2 separate regions of the Homo sapiens genome follow, and region 1 is linked to region 2. Evidence: chromatin contacts called from ENCODE Hi-C data. All regions are on one chromosome and are shown on one strand. The core of a region is the stretch at or near the end of the contact, and the rest is flanking DNA. Distances in the headings are between cores, read along the strand shown.

What was found. A loop is a pair of places that touch in the nucleus more often than their neighbours do. Pooled maps may share reads with other maps.
Region 1: a loop to region 2 is called in a map of B cell, with 12 times the contacts of the local background. The contact joins the promoter of ZFYVE26 here to the promoter of FNTB in region 2. A Hi-C loop is called at or near these places in 2 of 168 maps with a recorded cell type or tissue (B cell and CD8-positive, alpha-beta T cell) and 5 of 50 pooled maps.

The regions. Positions count from the first base shown.
Region 1 is chr14:67,811,934-67,818,417 of GRCh38, reverse strand. ZFYVE26 (zinc finger FYVE-type containing 26) reads left to right here and starts at 1,828. Exons shown (of 42, transcript NM_015346.4): 1 at 1,828-1,884; 2 at 2,372-2,648; 3 at 4,354-4,432. The coding sequence starts at 2,455. RefSeq lists enhancers at 1,297-1,396, 1,447-1,616.
Region 2 is chr14:64,985,645-64,992,151 of GRCh38, reverse strand. FNTB (farnesyltransferase, CAAX box, subunit beta) reads right to left here and starts at 5,257. Exons shown (of 12, transcript NM_002028.4): 1 at 5,055-5,257. The coding sequence starts at 5,198. All of the region lies in intron 3 of CHURC1-FNTB (CHURC1-FNTB readthrough), which reads right to left. LOC107984655 (a long non-coding RNA gene) reads left to right here and starts at 5,039. Exons shown (of 2, transcript XR_001750792.2): 1 at 5,039-5,472; 2 at 5,553-6,507. RefSeq lists an enhancer at 1,505-1,624.

The DNA of each region.
Region 1 (6,484 bases), core at 579-3,078, 2.8 Mb before region 2:
TGAATTCCTCCCCAAAGTTAGTTCAGCCTACGCCCAGGAATGAACAAGGACAGCTTAACGGTTAGAAGCAAGATAGAGTCGGTTAGGTCTGATTTCTTTCACTGTCATAATTTCCTCAGTTATAATTTTGCAAAGGCGGTTTCACTTCGGAATGCTGAGGCAGGCAGATCACTTGAGCTCAGGATTTCGAAACCAGCCTGGCCAACATGGCGAAACCCCGCCTCTACTAAACATACAAAAATTAGCCAGACATGGTGGCAGGCACCTGTGATCCCAGCTACTTGGGAGGCTGAGGTGAGAGGAGCCAGACATTGCCTCAAAAAAAAAAAAAACCTTAATGGGCCAGAAAGCCATGTTACTTTTCTCAGGAATCGAGGACAATCCACCAATCACAGAAGAGTTTTTGGAAGAAAACGTTTTGTTTGTTTTAACTTGCTCTTTTCACCACCCTTTGGTGATTAAATAGTTTGGGAAATGCTGAATGAAATTACTAAACCTGAAACACACATAGTGAGGAAAGCTGAGAGTCTGTGATTAAAGCACACCAGGGAAACCAAACAAAAGGCTTGGTGTAAGGCAGCTGTGGTGAGCAAACCTAGTAAGCCGTTACTTCAAGAGTTGGTTTCAGGCTGGGAACGGTGGCTCACGCCCGTAATCCCAGAACTTTGGGAGGCCGAGGTGGGCGGATTGCCTGAGGTCAGGAGTTCGAGACCAGCCTGGCCAACATGGTGAACCCCTGTCTCTATTAAAAATACAAAAATTAGCCGGGTGTGGTGGCGCGCGCCTGTAAATCCCAGCTACTCAGTGAGGCTGAGGCAGAAGAATCGCTTATCCCAGCTACACAGTGAGGCTGAGGCAGGAGAATCGCTTAAACCCGGGAGACGGAGGTTGCAGCGAGCCGAGATCGCGCCATTGCACTCCAGCCTGGGAGACAGAGCGAGACTCTGTCTCAAAACAAAAGACTTGGTTTCAGATTATTGTGTTTGCGAAAAAGCCTTTGCTCATTCTTTGCTCTCTGATCTCTTATGCATACTTCTGTCTTATAATTTAGCCCACCGTCTCCTAATTTTTGGCCTGCATCTCCCTTGAGAAGAAGGACCTCCATTTACTCAACTTAGAGAATAGGGCCTAAGCCCGGTGTAGTGGCGCGCGCCTCTAGTCCCAGCTACTACAGGAAGGCTGAGGCTTAAGGATTACTTGATCCAGGAAGTTCGAGGCTGCCATGAGCCGAGATCACACCACCGCACTCCAGCGACAGAGAGACTCTGTCTCTAAAAAAATAAAATAAAGCCTAGCACACCGTTCAATTAACAGTTGTAGGGTAAATGTGCAAATAAATGAATGGAGTGAAGCAGAAGAATATGGAAATTCAGACCGCAGAGTTCCGGAACAAAAGAGCCCAGTAGATAGAATAATAATGGAGGAGAACCCAGTTCTCCTAGCTCCGGGTATCCCCCGCGCCTGGCAAAACACCATCACTGGTTGGCGTTCAATAAATGTTGACTTCACATGTTAAGGAGATAAGAGAGTGGAAGAAAAAAAAAAATCCAGGGTCACAGTTCTTCCTGCCACCTGCTCGGCCGAATGCAGAACTGAAAGTATTGAGCGCCGGAGCTGTCACAATTGAGGGAGATGGTCCGCAGCCAGGTAGCTGATTTCCTCTTTCCGAGCTTTCTAGCTTTCCCTACTCCCGGAGAGGTGGCGTCACGTGACTCAAACAAATATGGCACTTAATTTTCATCTTCCCTGCCTTGAGCCAATAGGAGTGGGGCTTTCAGTCTTTGTCACCACCCCCACCACCGCTGTTCGGAGTGGGTTCTGTCACCTGACTCGGCTCAAACATGGCTGCGCTGAGAGCTCTATTGCTTTGGGCGCCGGGAGCAGGTGAGTGTAAGACACCCCTGAGAGGGAGGGGCCCCTCTCCACGACCCCCGCAGAGAGCGTCCCTGCGGCCCACCCCCACACTGCTTTCCACTTATGACACAGATTCGTCTCCTGGTCGTCAATCCTCTGCCTTAACAGAGGGCTCAAACTAGGGAGGTTCCTGCTGAATTTCTCATTCTTGAGGAGGCGACCACCTGGGGATTTGGAGTCAAGACTGGGCATAACGTTCAGTAGGGAATACGGACGTAGAGTTATGGGTCTGCGCCCGGAGCAAATATGACTATTAATATTATTAAATATAGGAATCCGCGTGAAGAGATGGGATCCACCCCTTGAAGAAAGTGTTTTCAAAAAGTAACGTGGGAAATTAAACTGAAAACGATACTTAGGCAAGCAAGTCCCGCCTTTCCCAGGCGGACCAGTAGTTGCTGCTTTGTCTTAATACAGTGCCTTCTGTTTCTTCTCACTGGCGTTGTGTTGTTTCTAGGAGGTACTCCGCGAATGAGAACATTGAGAATGTGTTCGGCATAACTCATTTCTTTGTATCTCCCTGCACTCTGTGCTGGGAAAATGAATCATCCATTTGGAAAAGAGGAAGCTGCTTCGCAGAAGCAGCTTTTTGGATTTTTCTGCGAATGCCTGCGGAGGGGAGAATGGGAGCTGGCACAGGCATGTGTACCTCAGCTACAGGAGGGACAAGGGGATATCCCAAAGAGGGTAGAAGACATACTTCAGGCATTGGTGGTGTGTCCAAATCTGCTGAGGTAAGGGATCTCTTTTCCTACCAGACGGTCCCAGGGTGAGAGACATGTGGTTCAATATTTGGGCATTGGTCAATGTGCCCCCACTCAACTACCCTCTGAAGAATAAGCAGAGGCACAGTGTATTTCACGTGCTCTGAAATTTTACCTCTATAGTATACATCCATTACTTAGTCAATATTGGCTTTTGATTATCATCTGCAACTGAATGTAAGCCTGGCTGCCAAAGTGTGCCTGAAACTGCCATTTCTTGTTTATCCTCGTTAATATAGATGGTGGAACTGCATTGAAAACTATTTTCTTTGCCTCCAAAAAAGCAAACCCTGCTCTCTTCTTGCTTATGAGATTGAAAATATTGTTGTCGCTTTACTTAAAACTTTTTATTTCGAAATAATTGCAGTCTCACAAGAAGCTGCAAAAATAATGGAGTCCAGCGTATCCTTTTCCCAGTCTGCCCCAATTGCGACGTCTCATACAGCTGTAGTACAATATCAAAACCATGAAATTGACATTGGCACATTACTTTAAATGACACTACAGAGTTTATTTGGTTTTCAGCATTTTCTTAATCTGCCTTCATTTTTTCATTTGTAGTTTTATGCAGTTTTATCCATATATAGATTCATGTAATCCCACTGTAATAAGGATCAGAACTGTTCCATTACCACAAAAGAATTCCCTCACTCCTTGGTGCTACCTCTTTGTATTTATACAACAACCCCTCCTTGTTCCCTGGCAACCACAGTTCTCCATCCTTGATTTTCAATGAAGTTCCTCCTGGTGATGCTAGTAACCACTGGTGATGTAGGAGTCAAATGTACCGTTTTAAGTCTTTCCTTGGGTTTTCCTTCCTTTGACTGTTATGCTATACTGTTTACATATTGTATTAGCACATATACGATGGAGAAACTTAAGTGATCCCTTCCTTTTCTTTTTCTCCTTTAATTTGAGATCTAGCCAGTTACCGTCTAAATTCCTAACTTCAAAGAAAGGCTTATGAATTCCTAAAGTCCTGTTTTTAGCATATAGTTAAAAATAAATTTGTATGAAGTTCCTTTTTTAAGACTGTCTGATTCACTTTCTGTATTAAAAATATGCTTCAGATAGTATTAGCTATTATGGTTTTCTCGAATATTATTTTATTTTAAACTAAGATAAGGAGGTGGAGGTGAGATTAAGGCTTTTTATGAAAGCTGCTAGCTCTGTTCTGGTTCTGATTTGTTTGTTTGTTTGTTTGTTTGTTTGTTTGTTTTGGAGACAGAGTCTTGCTCTGTCACCCAGGCTGGAGTGCAGTGGCATGATCTAGGCTCACTGCAACCTCCGCCTCCCAGGTTCAAGCGATTCTCCTGCCTCAGCCTCCCGAGTAGCTGGGACTACAGGCGCCTGCCACCGCACTTGGCTAATTTTTGTATTTTTAGTAGAGATGGGGTTTCATTATGTTGGCCAGGTTGGTCTCGAACTCGTGACCACAGGTGATCCACCCACCTCAGCCTCCCAAAGTGCTGAGATTACCGGTGTGAGCCACCTTGCCTGGCCTGGTTCCAATGTTTTACTGAACTGTCATATACATTTAAAAATATCTCATTAGGGCAGTGTCTTGCCTGTTCAGGTTTAAAACAGAATAAGCAATGAAATCTGTCTTGGATGACAAAAGATGAAAGATCAGTAGAAACTCTTTTTTACAAGTCTTTCTTTTTACCTTTTTCAGATGTGGGCAGGACATCAACCCTCAAAGAGTAGCCTGGGTCTGGCTTCTTGTACTGGAGAAATGGTTGGCCCGGGAAAAGGTAAGTAGGTTTATATTAAATTTTCCTCCGAGGCCAGGACTGAGAAGAACTTGAAAGTAGTTGTGGGATTTCCCTTCTGTCTGTTACTTCCTTTATCATTAAATTCATCATACTCATTCTCAAAGAATGGCTTAAATTTTTATTGCTGTCTCCTTACCTAAATTCATTCATTAATGCACTAATATACATTGGCATATATTACTGTTTGTTAAATACCACCATGAGTCTTGTGCCTAAAGAGAACTTTTGGAAACTCAGTGAAGGTAACAAAATAGCAAATAAAATATGAATCTGTAACATTTGGATCTATTCAACATTTAAGTAATAGAGAATGGGCTGAGCTGAAACTTGGTTTTTCTTCCAAAAATCATATTTTAACTAGCCTAATTCCATGACATCTCATAGATTCAAATTCCATTAATTCATAGTTTAATAATTCACATGAATTGAACAGAAAATTACCAGATATAAAAACAAGTAAGCAAATTAATATTGAAAAAAAAAACCTGGTAAGGAATTACCTTTTTTAAAGATAAACTTCCATTAAAAGTCCTTTTAGAAGTATGTTAATTATCAGAAATTTATATCTTATAAAAGAATTACTCTGAGACATTTTCATATTGAACTTCAGACTTTGAGATTTAAGTGAAGAACCTCTAACTTAGAAATGACTGGCCCAAGGACACACCGTAAAGTTATTTGACAGAGCTGGTGCTGAAACCAAGATCTTCTGACCTCAATCCTCTGCTTTTTCCACCTTAACACTACTTTTTTAGCCCAGATGGACTTTAAGAAACCACAAATTCTACTTTTAAAATGTCTGTAATTTCGCCAGTTTTTTAAATTTTTGCTCCTCTCGGTCACCAGAATTAATTTTGTCTTTGGTTCCACTTTTGCATGATATTTATCGTTCCTCACAGAGCTGTCAAAAAGTAACAGAAATTGCTAATCTGAATGTATCTCTTATCCAGGATTTAGCCAGTTGTTTAGGAAAGAAAAATGACAGAAAGACTAGTAGGAGCGAGAAGAAAGAAAAACAAGATTGAAACATAATGAAACCCAGCATCATTAAGAGTTGGCTATGGTTTCAGATTTAAAAGAGAAAACTTGAACTAAAATAGTAACCTATAGTTACTATAGTATCTTCAAAGAGAAAAAGAACTATTGTTACTGATTAAGGGATCTCTCTAGTACAAACATGGAATTTGTCAAATCAAATTAACTTTCCCCTCAGTAGAGACTATTTGCTTACTTTATATCTGAATGGTTGCTTATTTTCTAGACAGTTGCTCAACTATGTCAGGAGATGGATTCCACTTCCCGTTCTTGTTTTTCCCAGGTTCACAAATAGATTATTTGGTCTTTAAAGCTTCAATGACTTGCTTATTTAAACAGTTGTGGGACTATTTTAGTTCCTCATAGAATTTTAAAACTATATAAGCACCATGGCGTCCAGTGAATTCTTGGGGTAGTTTTCCAAGTCCAGTCATTATCCTGAAGGTGCCTTCATCATCTAGGAATTTACTGGCTGCCTGTCCTTTTCCAGGTTCCCACCTTTTGCCAAAAGCTTCCCTTTTAATTATTAGATGAAATAGTGATTCTATTTTCCCTTTCCTCCATTCATTTTTGCCTTCTGCCTTTTAATCTTGCAGAGATGTATCTCTCCATGTGTAAGCAATTATACAAAGATTTAGCTGCAGAAATGTTCACGTCTATGCTACTTCTATTAGAAGAAAACTGAAACAACTCCCATGTCCATAGTATAGGACAGGTTAATAAATGGAAATATATCTATATGTAAAATACTATACCACTATTCAAAAGTATTTGGCAAATGAGTTTTCACTAACATAGAGTGTTCATGGTCTGCTGTATGGGAAAAAAGGCAGTTTAGAAAAAAGTACATTTGGTATACATGCATAGAGATGTGCATAGCAAATGGTCTGAATGAATGGCCTTAGACCACAGTTTTCATAATTGTTCTCCTTCAGTGAGAATATATATAAAATATATATTTCATATATAATATGTTATATGTAATATATTTCATAT
Region 2 (6,507 bases), core at 4,008-6,507:
GCCTACTGACCACCTAACCAAGCAGAGCTCCAGTCCCTTCTATCAGAGGCATAAAAAGTTGGGAAGTTTTATCATATTTAGTGATTTGTTCCACCTCCATTTACTAATATTTTGGATCCTATAAGCTGAAATAAGTCAACAGCAGGTCAGGATTCTGTTCCGCTGGTCCCTCCTTAGGATATGTGGTGGCCCACTGCCCGAACCTGAAGCCAGCACATCACCTGCCTCTTAATACCCTGATAGGGGCCCACCCGCCCAGCTCACCTCATTTCCTACCACATCCAACCTGCACCCTCCGTTCCTGGTAAGCCATCTTAACGCCCCCAGTCAAGCCTGAGTCTTCCCTCAAAACAGCTCTCCCTCCTTGAATGGCTGCCCCAAACTCTATTTTTTACAGCCCACCCAGTTCCACGTTCTCCATGAAGTCATCCTGACCACCTCAGCCCACACAGATGGCTTTTCAACTCCCCAAAATCCTCGTGCAAAGCAGTTATAATTTAGCACTCTGTGACTGCCTATAGCATATTCTTCTTATTTTTTTCTTTTTTGAGATGGAGTCTTGCTCTGTCACCCAGGCTTGAGTGCAATGGTGCAATCTCGGCTCACTGCAACCTCCGCCTCCCAGGTTAAAGAGATTCACCTGCCTCAGTGTCCTGAGTAGCTGGTATTACAGGTGCACACCACCACGCCTAGCTAATTTTTGTATTTTTTTAGTAGAGATGAGGTTTCACCATGTTGGCTAGGCTGGTCTCAAACTCCTGACCTCCAGTGATCCGCCAGCCTCAGCCTCCCAAAGTGCTGGGATTACAGGAGTGAGCCACCGCACTCGGCCTTACAGCATATTCTTTTTTATCTCTCTAAGATAAAAGAATTTTGAGGGCAGGGATCAAGACTAATAATTCTCTTATATTCCCCTCAGAGTTCAAGTCACTTCATTGACAATGAACCATGCCAATGGTTCAATGACACCATGCCATTTAAAGTGGAGGACGCGTTTGCCTCTGTTCAAAGACAAACTCAAAGAAAAACAGTAGTATCTTTTGTAAACACCTGTTTTTGGCAAGGCTGCTACCTCTGAGACTATCAGTATTAACCTACTGGCCTGAATCAGAGTGTCTGCAATGGGATGATTCCAGATGGCACAATAAGGAAGGCAGGCACTAACAATACAACCATGTCTTGTTCTCTAGTGTCATGAAAGGCCCTCCCTGCATCTGCATTAACAAAACAGCTTAGCAAGGTAGAGACCTTCATAAAAATATCCAGAGCTGACCATTTCTCATTACCTCCACTACCGTCACTGTGAGCTAAGCCACCGTCACCTCTCTCCCAGGATACTGCAATAGCCTCCTAACTGGTTTCCCTGTATCCACCCTCACTCCCCACCATCTACTCTTGACAGTAACCTAAATGAGCCTGTTAAAATGCTAGTCAGACTGTGTCACTCCCCTGCTCAAAACTCTCTGATCATGGATCAGTCTAAGTCCTGGCAGGAAACAGATGGCACAAAGTGGGTGATTTGAGGAGAGTTTATAAAGGAACTATTTACAAAGATGTGGGCAGGTGTAGGGAAACCACAAGAGAAAATGCAGTATCTGGAGCTGGTAAATCAGGGGTACCTGAACTCCTCATAGACCTGAAGGTGTGAAGGATGGAGAGGGAGGGAGACAAAGAGCTCCGCAGAGAAGGCACATGACAGGAAATGTGACCTTAAGTCTAAGGAAACCCCACCCCACACAAGCCTGCAGGAGGGAAGAAATACAGTGGTCTCATTCTTCTCCTTCTCGGTCACCCCCAGCAATACTTCCCATGGCCCGCAGCCATAAAGCAAGGCAACCTGTCAGTGCAGGGCCCCCTCCTGGGGCACATCTACAGAGCAGGCTAGAAAAGGGCCAAGTGAATCTGGGGCAGTAAATGGCAGGTATACAGCCAAGTGGCTCTCCATCTCAGTCAGGGTATTTTAAAGTACTTCCAAAGGCCAATGAGACCCTACATGATCCGACCCATCTCCTACTCTCTGGTTTGCTAAGCCCCCTGCTCACCTGGCATTCTGCTGCCTTGGTCCTTTGTGCTTGCTGCTTTCTCTGCCCAGAATACTCTTGCACCAGATCCATGATGGCTTCCTCCCTCATCTGAGACTTCAGGTCTCAGATCACATGTGTTGTCACCAGAGGGTTCCCCTTAACACCTTATATGAAGACCTCCCCTGCTCCCACCCCACCCATTCCTGACACACCCTATCCCCTCTATCCCAAGGTGTTACTCTCCACAGCGTTTCTAATTAACATTTTATATTGAGATAGCTATAGATATTAACTCTTTTAATTGACTGCCTCATTGGCCTAGAAACAGTTTCATAAAGGCATCAACTTGGCCTCTTTTGTTTAACAACTTATGCCGAGTGTCTAGAACAGTGCCTGGCACGTAGAAGGCGCTCAAGTATTTGCTGAATGAATGAGAATCAACGAATGGAACAGACGACTCACAGCTAAGGACTCCTTCCACTATTTATAGGTTTAACTCCTATTACCAAATTATTGCTTAACAAATAAACCGAGTCTTCTGATAATCAGATAGGAAGCAGGTAACAAGCATTTATTTTTTGTTTGTTTTTTTTTTTAATTTGAAAAGCTTTCATCTTAAATAGACACAGGGTCTTGCTATGTTGCCCAGGCCAGTACCAAAATCAGTATAGTCGTTTTTTGTTTTAAGAGACAGGGTTTTACTCTGTTGCCCAGGCTAGAGTACCGTGGCTCGATCATGGCTCATCTGTGAACTTCTGAGCTCAAAAACAATTCACCCACCTCAGCTTCCCAAGTAGCTGGGACTACAGGTGCATGCCACCACGCTCAGCTACTTTTTTTTTTTTTTTTTTTTTTGGTAGAGACAGGGTCTTGCTATGTTGCCCAAGTTGGTCTCTTGGGCTCAGGTGATCTTCCCGCCTCGAACTCCCAAAGTGCTGGGATTACAGGTGTCAGCCATCAATTTGTTTTTACTGGCAATGGCACAAAATTGAGCTATCAGTAAATGGAAGCTTTAGTTAAAACTGAAAGAGTACTAGTATATCCTCTGTAAACAACTCCTCCTAACAAGGTTGTTACTTTTGATGAATGTATCATTAACCTACCAATGTGGTAGGTCTCTAAACCTCAGTCTTCTCATCCATAAAAAGTGAAAGGATTGAATGATACCACATATGGAGAGCATTTAGCACTGTGCTGAGACTCAATAAATGGTCACTAACATGATTATTAAAACAGTGAGGAAGGCCACAAAAATGAGATACAACATTATCATCCTACTACCTGAAACTGTTCATCCTAGACTCTAATAATGTGTGCTGGAATAACAACATGAAAAAGAAATATAAGATTCTTTACTGTCTGCCATACCGTTGGGTCTAGATTTGAAAGATACTCGCACCAGGAGCAGTGGCTCACGACTGTAATCCCAGCACTCTAGGAGGCCGAGGAGGGCAGATCACTGGAGGTCAGGAGTTCAAAACCAGCCTGGCCACATGGTGAAACCTGTCTCTACTAAAATACAAAAATTAGCCAGGCGTGGTGGTGGGCGCCTGTAGTCTCAGCTACTCTGGAGGCTGAGGCAGGCGAATGGCGTGAACCCGGGAGGCGGAGGGTGCAGTAAGCCAGTGCATCCCAGCCTGGCAACAGGGCGAGACCCCATCTCAAAAAAAAAAAAAAAAAAAAAGGCAATCCCATAGTCTAAGGTCAGATAATAAGTAAAACACTTGACCTGAATCAACTCAGCAATCCATCATTTAGGAATTCTGCAAAGATCCTGTAGGTTTTTCATCAATGGGAAATTTCTTTACAATCTTTTGCAGTCAGCCTTCCCTGGGACACACTGGTAGGCAAACCAACCTGGAGAATTAGCTAGATTCGAGAGGTGAGGATTTCCTTTGCTACCCTAAATTCCATGAAGTTTAAATCTCCAGTTAAAATATTTTCTCTGCTACTTTGTGAATAACCACGTATCAAGCCCTTGTTTCTGTTATAAATTTATAATTCTATTTAGTCATAACTGTACAATAAAACAATTATTGTTACTAATTTTGCCAAAGTACAGGCTTCCAACTTAAAGTAGGAAATACAAAACAGGTCTCTCCAAGGTAAAGCCTGGAGACTGATCTCACTAAGAGATCTTATTTCAGTAAGCAGCAGAATGTTCATTTATTAGTGTTAAGAATTATCCTAACCACTTCTCCTAGGGACAGATGGATAAACAGTTCCACATAGCAACCTTGGGAACAATTCCAATTAGGGAATAAGAAGAAAAACAAAACTATGGTTTTGGGCATATGAATATATACTCATTCGCCAAACACTTTTCAAAATGATAGGTTCGATCCTACTTCTAGGCCTTAGGGAATGATTAGTAGTCCAAAATCCATTCTTTCTATTAGATCACTTTCCAAACTGTTTTCCTGCCTGTCCCCCAACCAGGCTCCTGGTCAGGAGCTGTTTTATTTCCTTGTACTTCCATCGTTTAATATTGTGTCCGACACGTAGCTGGTGCTCAAATGGCTGAATGACTACCAAAATGCCCACCCACGAGGCGGGCCCCCAAACCTGGCACTGTAGGTCAAAAATTAAACAGATCGTGAAACGGCATGACAGCAGCCTGGCCCTGCTCTCTGCCTCCAGAAGCTGAGGGCAGGTTGGGAAAAGTGCACTATGCACCCCAGAACCTCCCGAAGTACTGGCAGAACAGAGTGGGCTGTCCGACCCGCACGGGCTGCCTCTGTCCTCCAGGCATAGAACACGATTCTTCTCGTTCTTTAGGGCAGAGGGGACTCGGCTACTGCCCTCTCCTCCAAGCCCAACCTTGAAACGACCCTTCCCCAAGCTGGCCGCGCAAACGCTCCACGACGAAGCCCAAGCCTGGGCGCCCGGAGCTTCCCAGAGGAAAGGCACCGCGGTGCGCTGTGGGAGTCGTAGTTCCCCGGTGAGTTCCGCACCCGGGCGGCCCTACGAACGGGACTCGCGCTCCCAGAACACATCGCGCGGGCGCCTCGCCCAGTCCTGCCACCTCACCTGTTCTATGGACGTGACTGTTTCCACCGAGTCGTCCTGCAACCGCTCTCGCGCGTGCTCGGGCCTCAGACTGTACAGCGGCTCTGACCAGACGGGGGAGGAAGATGGAGGGCAATAGTAGGTGAAAGAACTCGGAGAAGCCATGATCAGGAGAGCAGCAGACAGTGTGTAGGACTCTGCTTCGTTAAGCAACAACGCGCATTGAAACTCGAGCGGGCTAAAGCGCTACGGCGAGCGGATAGAGGCAAAAAGATTTTGAACGCGAATGTCTCCTCCCGCCTACCCGTCTTTCGAGTGAGTTACTGAGATGCTGCCGCCCCCCATTGGGCAGAGGAGCTGCTGCAAGAGCGTAGAGTCCTGAAGCGCAAGGGTGTCTACATCCGAATTTCATTTCAGCGAGATGGCGTAGGACGCCTCGGTTTGTTACGCAAATTGTTAAAGAACTGTAACATTCTGCTAATTCTCACTTAATTGTAATGCAATTGTTTGCAATTTCAGGTGCCCAAGAACCCAATGAATGTTAAGTTTGAAAGCATTTCTGACAGCTCTACTGATTTGCCTCAGTCAGGCAATTACTAAAAGAATTATTGTGCACCTTGGGGTACTTGACAGCCTCCCAGGAGAAGGCAGCAGCTGCTCAAACGTGCAAGGACGCCGTCTCAGTATCACTCAGTGATGGAGGGAGGGGGGTATTATGATTTTCTCCTGTCTCTTGGAGGTTACACTGCAGTAGCGAGAACTGAAATGCAGTACAAGGAACAAGGATAAGTGAAATAGACAGTCAGTCCGCAGATATTTATGGAACACCTGCTATGTGTCAGGCATTGTGCTAGGTTCTAGGAATACAAAAGTGAACAAAACGAAGTCCCTTCCCTTGGAAACCTTACATTCTAAGAAAATCGACAGAATTGAATGTATCCAACGCAATAAATATATGAAGACTTGTGATAAATGAGATGAAGGAAAATAACAGGGTCTATGAGAGAGACTAAAGGGGTAAGAAACTAATTGAATTGTATGGTCAGGCCAAGCCTCTCTAAATGACCTTTCATTTGAGATCCGAAGGATGACGAGGAGTCATCCAGAAGAACAGTATGGGAAAGAACTCCTGAAAAAGGAAGAAACAGCAGCTTTTAGAAGACATGTGCTGGGCACGGTGGCTCACGCCTGTAACCCCAGCACTTTGGGAGGCTGAGGCAGGAGGATCACTTGAGGAGTTAGAACATCCTGGGCAACATAGCAAGACCTCATCTCTATTAAATATCAAAAAAATTAGCCGGGCGTGGTGGCGCATGCCTGTAGTCCCAGCTGCTCGACAGGCTAAGGTGGGAGGATCTCTTGAGCCCAAGAAGTCGAGGCTGCAGTGAGCTATGATTGTGCCACTGCACTCCAGCCTGGGTGGCAGAGCGAGACCCTGTTTCAAAAAAAAAAAAAAAGCAAAACAAAAAAACAA